2 separate regions of the Homo sapiens genome follow, and region 2 is linked to region 1. A link is a loop called in an ENCODE intact Hi-C map of the cell type or tissue named here. Cell type or tissue: CD4-positive, alpha-beta T cell. All regions are shown on one strand. Links, peaks and the distances in the headings refer to the core of each region. The heading gives the core; the rest is flanking DNA.

What was found. Hi-C counts contacts between places; a loop is a spot of excess contacts. Peaks named below come from ENCODE experiments on the same cell type or tissue, not always from the same donor. Only the 100,000 strongest peaks of a DNase experiment are listed, where the experiment ranks them.
Region 2: a loop joins it to region 1, with 9 times the contacts of the local background. A loop is called at or near these places in 3 of 110 quality-filtered maps.

What each region holds. Positions count from the first base shown.
Region 1 is chr16:66,864,842-66,872,027 of GRCh38, reverse strand. All of the region lies in intron 1 of LOC124903699 (a long non-coding RNA gene), which reads left to right. Among named protein-coding and RNA genes, the nearest start is that of PDP2, 12 kb to the left of the region's middle. RefSeq lists a silencer at 6,801-6,994. In CD4-positive, alpha-beta T cell, for the core only: CTCF peaks have their summits at 3,807 and 4,012 (motif pointing right); a DNase peak (open chromatin) is centred at 4,027.
Region 2 is chr16:66,355,105-66,362,290 of GRCh38, reverse strand. No RefSeq gene overlaps it. Among named protein-coding and RNA genes, the nearest start is that of CDH5, 8.0 kb to the left of the region's middle. In CD4-positive, alpha-beta T cell, for the core only: a CTCF peak has its summit at 4,616 (motif pointing left); a DNase peak (open chromatin) is centred at 4,640; H3K27me3 peaks cover 349 bases.

The DNA.
Region 1 (7,186 bases), core at 1,080-6,079:
GGAAGTTATGGAGAGAAAACAGCAGGGGCAAAGGTCCTGGCCTTGTGGGCCAAAGGAAGGGCTTGGATTTTATGGCCAGGGCTGCCTGCCCCATCTCCAACCCTTGGGCCAGGGCTGGAAAGGACTTGAGAGGGCATCTCCCTCCTGCTTTCCTAAAGCATGCTCCCTGGAACACGATCCCACAAAATGTTCTGAGAGAAAAGATCCATAGCCCACTACCCCACCTTGGAAGAGATTCAGAATGCACAGTGTGTATAGTCAAGGCTTTAAAATTCTGCAGTAAAAGGAATCCATCCAGTTTTATTGCAGCAATGCCAAATGTTTCCCCATGAACCTCCTCTTTGCTGTAGAAACTAGTCACATCTGGCTGGACCCATGTACTTTGTGAGACACCCTTCTATCCATTTTTTTTAAGACAGAGTCTTGCTCTGTTGCCCAGGCTGGAGTACAGTGGCGTGATTATAGCTCACTGCAGCCTTGACCTCCTGGGCTCAGGCAATCCTCCTGCCTCAGCCTCCTGAGTAACTGGGACTACAGGCATGTGCCACCACTCCCAGCTAAGTTTTATTTTTTGTAGAGACGAGACTCACTATGTTGCCCAGGCTGGTCTCAAACTCCTGAGTACAAGCAATCCTCCTGCCTTGACCTTCCAAAATGCTGGGATTGGAGATGTGAGCCACCTCGCCCAGCCCATCCATTCTTTAAGGTGTAAAATAAAGTACAGAGACCTAAACTGACTTCTGCAGGTTCTCTTTTTTTTTTTTTGAGACCGAGTCTCGCTCTGTCGCCCAAGCTGGAGGGCAGTGGTGCCATCTCGGCTCACTGCAACCTCCACCTCCAGGGTTCAAGCGATTCTCCTGTCTCGCCCTCCCGAGTAGCTGGGACTACAGGCGCGTGCCACCACACCCGGCTGATTTTTTTTTATTTTTAGTAGAGACGGGGTTTCACCATGTTAGCCAGGATGGTGTGGATCTCCTGACCTCGTGATCCATCCACCTCGGCCTCCCAAAGTGCTGGGATTACAGGTGTGAGCCACCGCACCCGGCCTTCTTCTGCAGGTTCTCTAGAATCCCACTTTAAGCTCCTGGCTGAGGTGGGTCTGGACCCCATTCTCTGGACTCCCATCAAGCCACTTTCCTGGAAGCTTCCCACATTTAGTAGTTGAAGGAGCCAGTTTGGACATCTCCAAAGTCAGAGAGAGAGCTCCTGTATGCTCCTCCAGGGAAGACAGTTAGCATCTCCAGCTCCATGCTGTGGTTTTTTATTTATTTATCTTTAGATAATGACTATAACTTAATTTTAATTTTTTATTTTATGCTTTTTTTTTTTTTTTTTGAGATGGAGTCTCACTGTGTCACCCAGGCTTGAGTGCAGTGGTGAGATCTTGGCTCACTGCAACCTCCACCTCCCGGGCTCAGATGATTCTCCTGCCTTAGCCTTCCGTGTAGCTGTGATTACAGGCATGCACCACCACGCCCAGCTAATTTTGTATTTTTAGTAGAGACAGGGTTTCACCATGTTGGCCAGGCTGGTCTTGAACTCCTGACCTCAGGTGATCCACCCGCCTTGGCCTCCCAAAGTGCTGGGATTACAGGCATGAGCCACCATGCCCGGCCTATGCTTCTTTTTCTTTTCTTTTTTTTTGAGACAGAGTCTCACTCTGTCGCCCAGGCTGGAGTGCAATGGTGCAATCTCAGCTCACTGCAACCTCTGCCTCCCAGGTTCAAGCGATTTTCCTCCTCAGCCTCCCAAGTAGCTGGGATTACAAGCACCCACCATCATGCCTGGCTAATTTTTGTATTTTTGTAGAGATGGGGTTTCACCATGTTGGCCAGGCTAGTCTTGAACTCCTGACCTCAGGTGACCTGCCAGCCTTGGCCTCCCAAAATGCTGGGATTACAGGCGTGAGGCACTGCACCTAGCCTCTTTTTCCTTTGCAAAATCATTGGTAAAGAAAGACTATAATTTAAATATACCCATGCATTGCCTTCATTTCCAGGGTGCTAACAATGTATGGGTATTTCTGAGCCTGCTCCCTGACCCCCACTGCCTCCATGGGAAATACAGTTTCAAACACACTCATAGAAAGTCAAGCACTCTTTAATCAGCCATTAGCAACAATCAAACCCTATAAACCTTCACCTGAACAACCCAGTTCTCCATAGAAGTCTGAGAATCCAAACTGGGTATATTTTCTTCCCTGTTGAGGACCAGGAGGACACTTTGGCCTGGAGGCTTGTGTAGGAAGTGCACAGCCCATGACCTCTACTTTCCCCAAAGACAAGAGCCTCCCCTGGCACAGGGTACCCCATGTGATGTGGCAGTTTAAGAGGCTGGGCAGACACAAGAATCCCAGCACTGCCATTGGTCAAATGAGTGACTTGTGCAAGGAACCTCAACTGCATTTGGAGCCTCAGTTTCTCTATCTGCTGAATGGGGGCAGCCGTTCCCATGTATATTGTGGGGGCAGACCCTCCCCCAGCTGTGTGTTCACTGCAGAATGGGGGGCAGGGAGAAGTATGCAGAGTGCTGGAGCACAGCTGCCCTCCTTTCCTTGGCTCAAGAGCTATTTCTGTCTGAAGAACTAGGACCTGTCACTGTAATCAGGGCACCCCCATCTCCAGGCTATGCTGAAGACTGGGTCAACTTTATTTTATTTTTAAAAAAAAATTTTTTTGAGACAGAGTCTGGCTCTGTCACCCAGACTAGAGTGCAGTGGTGCAATTTCGGTTCAGTGCAACCCCCGCCTCTTAGGTTCAAGCTTCTCATGCCTCAGCCTCCCAAGTAGCTGAGACTACAGGCAGACGCCACCACACCGAGCTAATTTTTGTACTTTTAGTAGAGATGGGGTTTAGTAGAGATGTTGGTCGGGCTGGTCTTGGTCTCCTGACCTCAAGTGATCCACCCAAGTAGATCAAGTGATGGGTCTCCCAAAGTGCTGGGATTACAGGCGTGAGCCACTGCGCCCCGCCTTGGTCAACTTTTTTTTTTTTTTTTGAGATGGAGTGTAGCTCTTGTTGCCCAGGCTGGAGTGCAATGGCACAGTCTCGGCTCACTGCAACCTCCGCCCTCCGGGTTCAAGCGATTCTCCTGCCTCAGCCTCGCAAGTAGCTGGGATTACAGGCACCCACCACCATACCCGGCTAATTTTGTATTTTTTTTTATTAGAGATGGGGTTTCACCATGTTGGCCAGGCTGGTCTCGAACTCCTGACCTCAAGTGATCCACCCACCTTGGCCTCCCAAAGTGCTGGAATTATAGGCATGAGCTACCATGCCTGGCCTGGGTCAACTTTAATTTGGCTTTTTCTCACACCTTCAGTTCCATGTAACTGCCTCCAGGCCCTTGCCCTTGCTGTTCCCTGTTTGGAATGCCCTCTTCTTTTTCTTCTTTTTTTTTTTTTGGAGATGAAGTCTCGCTCTGTCACCCAGGCTGGAGTGCAGTGGCTCGATCTCAGCTCACTGCAACTTCCACCTCCTGGGTTCAAGCAATTCTCCTGCCTCAGCTTCCCGAGTAGCTGGGATTACAGGCATGTGCCACCACGCCTGGCTAGTTTTTTTTTTTCTTTCTTTTAGCAGAGATGGGGTTTCACTGTGTTGCCCAGGGTGGTCTCGAACTCCTAACCTTGAGACCTGCCCTCCTCGGCCTTCCAAAGTGCTGAGATTACAGGCGTGAGCCCCTGCGTGCTGGGATTACAGGCGTAAGCCACCGCGCCCGGCCCTCTGCCCTCTTCTATCCTTCATAGTTTCGGGGAGAAGTGCACGTCCTTTCCCCAGGAGTCCAGTGGTTGTGGCGCTGGCCAGCTGTCTGCTCCGTCCAGTGCCGGAGCTTCTAGCCAGCAGAAGAAGCAAGAGCTGAGGGCATCAGTGAAACAGGAGATAAACAACAGCAAAAATATTTTATATAGTTTGACAAGTAGCAACCTGCCAGGCAAACTCTTTTCCAGCACAGCCAGGCTCAGGCCCCGGGTGGTGGATCCCCGGCTAGGATGCACTGAAGACACAGCCGCAGCTTTAAACGTGGCCACCAGGGGGCGAGAACAGATTGCGGGAAGCACCTGAGCTTCTCATTTCCCAGAGTGGAGGGAGGAAGAGTGTGGAAGAGTGTGGAGTGTGTGTGTGTGTGTGTGTGTGTGTGTGTGTGTGTGTGTGTGTGTCTTCACTCCTTTTCAGGGACCTAGTGTGGGGCGGGGGGCTTTACTCCTTTTCAGGGGCCTAGAGCTTGCTCAGACTTCGTTCTGGGATAGACCAATCGTGGCCCGAGCAACTCCTGGCTGTGTGACCCAGAGCAAATGTCTTAATCAATTTGATCCTCAGTATCTCAGTTGCAAAATGGGAATAAGGCCGGGCACAGTGGCTTATGCCTGTAATCCCAACATTTTGGGAGGCCGAGGCAGGAGGCTCACCTGAGGTCAGGAGTTCGAGACCGGCCTAGCCAACCATGGCCAAGGTGGTGAAACTCGTCTCTACTAAAAATACAAAAATTAGCCGTGCGTAGTGGCAGGTGCATTTAATCCCAGCTACTCGGGAGGCTGAGGCAGGAGAATCACGAACCTGGGAGATGGAGGTTGCTGTGAGCCGAGATCCTGCCACTGCACTCCAGCCTGGGCGACAGAGCAAGACTCTGTCTCAAACAAACAAACAAAAATGAGAGAAAGAATAGTACCTATCTCAGAAGGTTTGGGGTCTTGGCTGGGCATAATGGCTCATGCATGTAATCCCAGCACTTTGAGAGGCCAAGCTGGGAGGATTGCTTGAGGTCAGGAGCTCAAGACCAGCCTGGGCAATATGGGGAGACTCCATCTCTACTAAAAATTTAAAAAATTAGCTAGGAGTGGTGGATACTCTGGGGGCTGAGTTGGGAGGATCGCTTGAGCCCAAGAGGTTAAGGCTGCAGTGAGCCATGATAGCGCCACTGCACTCCATCCTGGATGACACAGTGAGACCTTCTCTCAAAACATTAATTAATTACTTATTTTTTAAAAAGGTCTTGGGTCTGATTAAATGAGTCAGTTCATGGACTGTTCACTGATGGGCCATTCCACAGGCACATGGAGCATGTTCTCAAAGACACCAAAGGAAGGTGCTCTAAAACAATTTGTTACTTAACATTTTATTAAAACAAAAGCAACATGAGGGAAATCACAATTATGTTTACCTTCCCTGTAGTTACTTGTCAGTTCGGTATCATTTTGGACTATTTTTCTGTTTAGTGACATACTTGAGGACCCCGTCATCCTCTTGGTGTGTGACTTAAGTGGGTTTTCAGCCCACAGAGGTCTCCACAGGAGCTATAGATGACAGGGCCCCCACTGTCTGTTCAGGGGTGCAGTTCGTGGAGGGCCCAGAGCAGTTGAGCAGAAGAGGTCCATGCAGGACCCAGAGAAGTATAGGTTCTGTTGCATCCTCTGCAGAAAGCCTGGGGTCTTGGGCAGCAAGGCCCTTATAGGGTCCCCCCACCTTCCACCCCCAGAGACCAGCCTGCTCCCCCAGGATTTGGCTATGGGGATGCTGCACCTCAGAGTCCCTTGTCAATGTTCCCACCTGGGCCTCCGCCTCCTTCAGACCAACCCCAACACTTTATTCACTGCCCTCCTGGGGTGCACTTCCCCCAAGCGTAGCTTCTCCTCTCGTCCCCTAGGCTTGTTGTACCATTCTGAAGAGCATCTCGGGGAAGGGATTGTCACATGGATGGGGAGACCCCTGGCATTTGGGGTGGTCACAGGTGCCAGGATTCCTCCCCAGTTCCACACAACAAGGGATTGTTTGAATTCTTCCTGACCTTCGAGTGTCCCACCAGCATGTTCAGACAGGTGAACGATCTGTTTTGTTTTGTTTTTTGAGACAGACTCGCTCTGTTGCCCAGGCTGGAGTTCAGTGGCACAATCTTGGCTCACTGCAACCTCTGCCTCCTGGGTTCAAGCAATTCTTCTGCCTTGGCCTCCCTAGTAGCTGGGATTACAGATGTCCACCACCACACCCAGCTAATTTTTGTATTTTTAGTAGAGACAGCGTTTCACCATGTTGACCAGGCTGGTCTCGAACTCCTGACCTCGGGTGATCCTCCTGCCTCGGCCTCCCAAAGTGCTAGGATTACAGGCGTGAACCACCATGCCCAGTCTTGTTTTGTTTTGTTTTGTTTTGTTTTGTTTAACCAGGTCTCTACAGGTATCTGATGAACAATCTGTTTATCATCATTTGAACCTACAACCTTGCTCTGTTTTATTTGGAAACACAAAGGGATTTTTGCACAGTCTTAAAATGTAGAATATTTTCCAAGAATACAATTATCATGTGAAATGAGGGAAGATGGTACTTTGTGTTGAGAATTTTACCAGGAGTTATCATCATCTAGGAAACTCACACCGTGGGGGCAAAGAGACTCACTTTCCTCTGCCTGGTATGCATCTGAAGCCGCTATTTATGGAGCTTCAAAATAAGGTACAGGCTGGGTGTGGTGGCTCATGTCTGTAATCTCAGCACTTTGGGAGGCCAGTGTGGGAGAATTACTTGAGACCAGGAGTTCAAGACCAGCCTGAGCAACATGGTGAAACCCTATCTCTACCAAAAAATACAAAAATTAGCCAGGCATGGTAGTGCACACCTGTAGCCCCAGCTACTGGGGAGGCTGAGGCAGGAGGATCGCTTGAGCCCAGGAGGTCAAGGTTGCAGTAAACTATGATCGCATCACCAGACTCCAGCCTGGGTGACAGAGGGAGACCCTATCTCTAAAAAAAAAAAGAAGAAAAACAATATGGGTACAAACATCAGAAGACTTCATCACATCTTTAGTGGCGTTGTCCCCCACCATTTACATACTGACATAAATATTATTTTTATTTAAAATTACATGATTTGTGTATATACATACAATTTTATTTTTTATTTTATTTTACTTTTTTTTTGAGACAGAGTCTCACGCTGTCGCACAGGCTGGAGTGTAGTGGCACGATCTCAGCTCACCGCAAGCTCCGCCTCCTGAGTTCACGCCATTCTCCTGCCTCAGCCTCCCAAGTAGCTGGGACTACAGGCGCCCACCACCACGCCCAGCTAATTTTTTGTATTTTTATTAGAGACGGGGTTTCACTGTGTTAGCCAGGATGGTCTTGATCTCCTGACCTCATGATCCGCCCGCCTCGGCCTCCCAAAATGCTGGGATTACAGGCGTGAGCCACCGTGCCCAGCCT
Region 2 (7,186 bases), core at 1,504-6,503, 510 kb after region 1:
AGTCACCAGCACTACCTGAGCCCCTCCTATGTGTCATCCCTGTCTCAGGCTCGGTCTCTTATTTCTCATACTTCACGGGGTCCTTGAGAGAGGGTTGAGGATCCGCCCGTTTTACAGAATTCAGTAACGAGCCCAGTGTGGCACTGCCCGGTTCACACCAGGCTTGTGTGTGTCTGCTGAACCTTGCTGAATACTCGAGATCCAATCTGAGGCTTCCCTCTTTGAGCCTTTCCCATGCTGTCCTCCCCCATGCTTTCCTTCCTCCTTCTGCAACCCAAATCTCCCAGCCCATCAGTGCTCAGATCAAACGTGCCGGCCCCCATGCAGCTTCCAGACTCCTATTCTGACAAGCATCTTATCCCCGCGAAGCCTTTGCCACATTCTGTCTATGCATTCCATCTCCATTTTCTCATGTAATGATGCTTTGCAATAGCCCTGAAAGATGTAAGTGCTATTTGTATTCCCATTTCCCTGATGAAAGAGCTGAGGCTCAGAGAGGCTGAGTAACTTGCTCAAGGTCACACAGTGTCTGAGTAGCAGAGCCAGGATTTCAACCCTTATATTCCTGTTTATATCCCAGTTCAATGCTCATTCTATAGCACCACCCTTCTTCTGATAACTTGCCATTGTTCACCAATGTTTTATGTTCCTTTGTTATTTAAAAAATACATTTGGTGCTCAGGCTTTTCCTAGCCCTGTGCTAGGCATGGAGACGTGGAGGTGACTTGGGCTGGGTCCTTGTCTTTGATGTGCCCCAGTCTGGTGGGAGAGACAGACACCAAGACATGCATGAACCACACTGGGTGGGGCTGGGTTGGTGACAGAGGTGTGCACCCTGAGATGAGGGTGCCCGGAGGAGGTGGCCTGGGAGCTGCCGGAGGACTGGGTCCCCAAGCTGATCTGAAAGCATGAGCAGGAGGTCACCAAAGGCGGAGCACGGGAAGGGCTCTGCAGACAGCAGAATTGGCAGGGTCAAAGGCAAGGAGGCCTCTTAGGGAAGGAGAAGACATTCCAAGGGGTAGGGGAGCACTGAGGTGCTGAGAGGGGAAGAGGGACTGGCTGGGGAGGAGGCCAGGTGGTAGAGGGCCTGTCACACCACACTGAGGAGCTCAGGCAGGGCACCGCTGGGGGCCTCATGCAGGCCAGGGACCCAAGGATCCCTGGATTTTAGGAGAGGCGCCCCCTGTCCAGTGCACCGTGTCCCCATGCAGCTGCCTGCTGGCGGGGCCACCTCCTGTGGGCTGTGGTCAGGCCAGGGAGAGGCCACTGGCTGGGGAACCGCAAGGGATGGCGGCTCAGGATGCAGCCACTGGAGCTGGGTGAGGAAAAGGCTAAGTGCAGCCTCTCTTTGGCCAGGAAAGGCCGATTGAACGGGGTTTGAATTCCCGACAGTGAGAACAATACCTTGCCGCAGCCCCTGGGAGGGAGGAGGCTGCCCAGAGCACTTCCCCAGATGTTTCTCACTTTTTTCTCACAACATCCTGAAAAGGCTGTTACGGAAGTGGGGCTCCCAGGGGTGGAGAGAAAGTGGTGCCCTGTGGTTACATGCTGGGGCACATCTGCTACTTATGGTCTGGCTGATCCTGGACCAGCCACATGGCCTTTGGTGCCTCAGTTTTCCCTTCTGTAAAATGGGAATGATGGCGTGCCTTCCTCCCAGGGTTGCTGAAAGGACTAACTGAGAAGATGCATGTAAAGTGCATAGAATAGTCTCTGGTATACAGTAGGTGCTCAATGCATGTTTGTCATGACAGTGATGCCACAGACACGTTAATGGTGGGGGCACCTGTGAGTGTGTGAGGACGACCGTGTATACATGTGAGTGTGTTAGCATGGGCATGGCATGTGCACGGTGTTTGGCAACCATGTGGCTACACATAAGTATGTAAGAACACGCATGGAGTGTGTAAGGCATCCACATGGATGTGACCACATGTGCTGTGTTCGTGGTGCATGAGTGGGCTGAGAGGTGCAGTCAGGTTGAGGCCTTGGGCAGCATCCTCCTCCTCCGTTGTCTGGAGCCATTGGTCACCCCACTGCCCAAGCCTTCTGTGTATCCGTCACATGCAGAAGCCCAGAGAGGGCAAGGCCTTCCTTGGGGTGGCCCAGTGAGCCAGGCAGGGCAGGGTGGGACCAAGGGCCCTGCCTTGTTGTCTGGAGGGCAGGCCTGAGTCTGGAGGAAACCTTGTCCAGCGGAAGCCAGGGCTTCCTGTTTCTAGACCCTACATTCCTTGTGCTCTCCACCGAAGCGTCCTGGAAAACAATAGGTTGGAGGCTGCACCATCTGTGGGGCAGGAAGGTGGATCAATCCCTCCCACCTCTTGATGGGGCAAGCAGACACGGCTCTGGCACCAGCCCTCAGCTGGGCAGTGTGGCAGCAGGCCCAGAACCAGGCAAGCCCAGGCCATCTGCCTCCTGCCTGTCTGGGTCTCTTCTCCAGGCCATCTCCACACCCCTCAGTGCACACTGCACTCTGTGGCCTGAGACGAGTCCCCTGGGCAAAATCCAGCTAGGGGAGGAGGCGTCTGAGCTGGTCCCGGGGAAGGAAGCTACTAGGAAAAACTCAAGTCCGATTGGATGGGACTGACTGCACAGGCTGGTGGAGACCTCGAGGATCCTCCAGCTTCACCCACCTGCCATGCCACTGAGAACCAAGAGCGAATACAGAGAGGTTCCGACCAGCCAAAAGAAGGAATCTTTCCAGCCTCTGTGCTAAAGCTCAGAGACATGCCTGTTAACTCTTGGTTTATGTACAGTCCTAACAAGTCAGGTTCTCCAGGGAAGAGGGGCACAGTGGTAAGAGCAGTGGGCTTGGAACCAGAAGCCCCAGTTTTCTGATCCCATGCTCTGCCGCTGACTGCTCACCAGTGCTTTTTGTCTCAGTTTTCTCCTTTGTGAAAAGGTCGTACCTTGCCATGTTCTTCTGAACTCACAGGCAGCCGGAGTGGGTCACATGAGTAACATTTCTCCAAGTGCTTTGTAAACTTGGATGCCTCTTCCATTCTGAGAGAGGGCACAGAAGCTCTGGGCTCCACCCCTGCGTCTTGCCCCATGCAGCGCTTCCATTCGGCTGTTCCTAAGTTGTATCCTTTGTAATACATGAGTAATCAAAAGTAAAGCCCTTCTCTGGGTTCTATGAGTCATTCTAACAAATTATCGAATCCGAAGGAGGGCTGCGGGCAACCCCCGAAGTTGTAGTTGGGCAGGCAGAAGCGTGGCTCACTTGGTGACCCTGCTTGTGGCTAGTGTCTAAGCCTTTATTAACCTGTGAAGTCTGCACTAACTCTGGGTAGTTAGGCTCAGAAATGGCTTGAATTGTTGGAAACCCAAGTGGTGTTGGAGAACTGGACAATTGGTTGTTGTTAGGAAAAACCCACACAGCTTCCTTTGCGTCAGGCATGGAGCCTAGTTGTTTTTTTTTTTTTTTTTTTTTTTTGTGCTGGGCAGTTGTTGAGGGTGATAGGGTCTTGCTCTGTTGCCCAGGCTGGAGTGCAGTGGTGCAATCATGGGTCACTGCAGCCTCAACCTCCTGGGCTCAAGTGATCCTCCTGCCTCAGCCTCCTGAGTAGCTGGGACTACAGGCACGTACCACCAAGCCCGGATAATTAAAAAAATTTTTTTTGTAGAGATGGGGCCTCACTGTGTTGCCCAGACTGGTCTTGAACTCCTGGACTCAAGCAACCTAGTGTTCTATATGCATCAGCTTACCCACTGTCTCTCTTTCTTTGCAAGACAGTGGTTCTCAAAGTGTGGCCTCAACCAGCAGCATCAGCAAATCCTGGGGTACCACCCCAGACCTGCCGAATCAGAAGATCTGGGGGTGGGACCCAGCAATCTGTGTTACTAAGAGATTCCAGTGATTCTGATGCATGCCCAAGCTTGAGAACTGCTGCCCTGGAGCAGAGATCCTCACTTCAGGCTGTGCCCTGGAACTGCCTGGCCAGCTCCCCTCCCCACATCCAAGTAGTATCTGGGGAAGGCACATGTAGAGATTCTGATTTAATTGGCCTGGTGGGGGCTGGACTTCACTATTTTATTTTTTTTGAGACAGAGTCTTGCTCTGTCGCCCAGGCTGGAGTGCAGTGGCACGATCTCGGCTCACTGCAACCTCTGCCTCCCAGGTTCAAGCGATTCTCCTGCCTCAGCCTCCCGAGTAGCTGGGCTTACAGGTGTGCACCACCACACCCTGCTAATTTTTTGTATTTTTAGTAGAGACGGGGGTCTCACTATGCTGGCCAGGCTGGTCTCGAACTCCTGACCTCAAGTGATCCCACCCACCTTGGCCTCCCAAAGTGCTGGGATTACAGGCGTGAGCCACTGTACCTGGCTGACTTCACTATTTTGTAAAGCTCCCCAGGAGGTTAATATGCTCCCAGGTCTTCCAGCATTACCTTAGGAGGTAGCTACCTCTCTTAGCTCCATTTTGCAGGTGCATAGGTTCTGGGAGATTAAAGGGCGTGCCCAAGTTATATAGCCATGTAAAGGGATGGGGAATTCTAAATCCCTGCCTTTCCACTTCCCCTCCTTCCTCCCATTCATTGCTTTTTGCTTTATTTAGAACTGTGTGGTTTCCCAAGCAACTTTCTTTGGAAAATTAAACAATTCCTGATGTCGCCATCTAGTGGCTAGCGATGAGAACAGATGAGCCTCTTCTGGACTTGGCAAGACGGGGCTCCTGGAGGACACACGTGGGAAGAGGAAAGGCCATCATTCATAGTTGCTCAGGCAGATGCTTTTGGGACACTTGGGTTCATTTTCCCAAAAGGTGTCCTTTCAGAAGGACAGTGGAATGAAGATGGGTTTCGTGTTTAAGAGCTATTGGGAGTTCACTCATGAACCCCAGGAGAAGCATGAGGTGTGGTCCCCAGGCAGGGGGAGGCACAGAGGGATCCGGGATGAGGGGGATTCACCTGGGCAGGAGAGCTTGACCTTCCTGCAGGGGCTGGCTCACCTTTGCTTGGGCACTGACTCATTCCACCATCAGCCACTGTGGGCCAGGCCCGAGGCTGCACTCGCCTTCAGACATCAGGGGAGAAGCACAGAATATTCCAGGTGCTCAGTCCTTCGTGATCCAAGCTGGTCTGTTCTTGGCCATGGGCAGAAGCTCCTGTGGAGGCTGATGGGGCGAGGAGAGGGTCTTGCCTCCAACTGGGGGAACTGAGGTGGCTGTGGGGGAGGGGGACAGCTTCTTGGAGCCTGTGCCCAGGGTCTAAATAGGAGCCCATAGGTATGACTCAAATCCAATGGCTGCTCCCCACCCTGCTGGCTCTTGTGGGGCCAGACAAGAGGCGCCAGAGGATGTCTCAGGACTGATGTGCTTGGGGTTCTCACCATGGCAGGGCACGGAGAGAAGTAAAGCTGTCTGAGAAAGGAGGGAGTGACTGACTACGCTCAGGGCACTCACAGGGTGGAATTCTTTTGTAAAAATAAATCTCAGTGGACAAAAGAGATTTAAGGGCTTGTACTATTGGAAGGTAAAGCCTCTAGCCTGGAAGCTTACCATTAGATGTCGTGTCTTTGCTTCTTCATGTAAACGCTGTTTTAGCATCTGTTGTGTATCAATCTCATCTGATTGCAGCCTCTTTTATTCCCAAACACATACTCACATCTCATGGGAGGCAAAAATTTCCAAGGAATACAGTTTGGGACACATTGGCCCCAAGGGAGGTCTCCAGTGGTATGCCACAAGATTCTATTCCAGGCCCATCTAGACTAGCATTCTTTTAAAAAATTAATGAATGAATTAATTATTGAGACAGTCTTGCAATGTCACCCAGGCTGGAGTGCAGCGGTGTGATCATGGCTCACTGCAGCCTCAACCTCCTGGGCTTATGGCAGCCTTGACCTCTCAGGATCAAGCTGTTGTCCCACTTCAGCCTCCTGAGTAGCTGGTACGAGAGGTGTGCACCACCATGCTCAGCTAACTCTTAAATTTTTTGTAGAGACAGGGTCTCTCTATGTTGCCCAGGCTAGTCTCAAACTCCTGACCTCAGCTGATTCTCCCACCCCAGCTTCCTAGTGTTGAGATTACAGGTGTAAGCCATTGTGCCTGGTCTGGACCAGCATTCTTTATCATCAACTTAGATGAAGACGATTGTCTACTGATCCAATCAATGGGCTCTTTAAACCCTGATGGGATGGAGGATGGGCTGGACAACAGGGTCAGGATCCAGAGGTCTTGTCAGGGTGAGGAAATGATTCAAAATATCAATAGGAAACATTACAAGGATGAGTTGAGGGCCCTGTATTTGGGATTGGAAAAAAAAAGTCAAAAGCAGCTGCCCAAAGATGGGAGACAAATATGAGAGAAACTGAGGACCACTTGGTCAATGGTTGGGATAATAATAGTATTAATAAAATAATGATAGCTGACATGGACGACCTTATTTGACCTTCACAACAATGCATGAAATAGGTATTATTATTGATCCCTATTTGACAGATGGGAAAATTGAGGCTCCTAGAGGTTAAATAACTCAGAACCTCCCTCAGGGCCTGCTGGTACCATGTTCATTCCTTTCAGGGCAAGCAGAGAATGTACAGGAAACAACTATGGGAAAGTTTAACCTAAAATAGAACAGGGTTGGGCGCGGTGGCTTACGCCTGTCATCCCAGCACTTTGGGAGGCCGAGGTGGGCGGATCACCTGAGGTCAGCAGTCCGAGACCAGCCTGGCCAAAATGGTGAAACCCTATCTCTACTAAAAATACAAAAATGAACCAGGTGTGGTGGCAGGCACCTGTAATCCCAGCCACTCGGGAGGCAGAGGCAGGAGATTTGCTTGAACCTGGGAGATGGAGGTTGCAGTGAGCTGAGATCGCACCACTGCACTCCAGCCTGGGTGACTGAGCGAGACTCTGTCTCAGAAAAAAAAAAAAAAAAAAAAGAAAAAGAAAAAGAAAAAAAAGTAGAATAGGAAGCCATGGAGGTAGTGAGCTCCCCATCCTTAGGGGATGTTCAAGTGTAGGCTGGAAAACACTGGCAGTGCTGTTGTGGTAAGGATCTCAGCAACAGATAGGGTCTAGAAAGAAATAATATTTAAGGTCCCTCTTCCCTCTGCAATTCTATAATTCTGCTCTAGCAATTTATTTCTTTAAAGTCAAGTTTATGATAAGGGAGGACTATATTTTTTCCACATGGAATGTATGCTTTATTTATAATACTTTGGGGTTTCTTCTATGACAAAT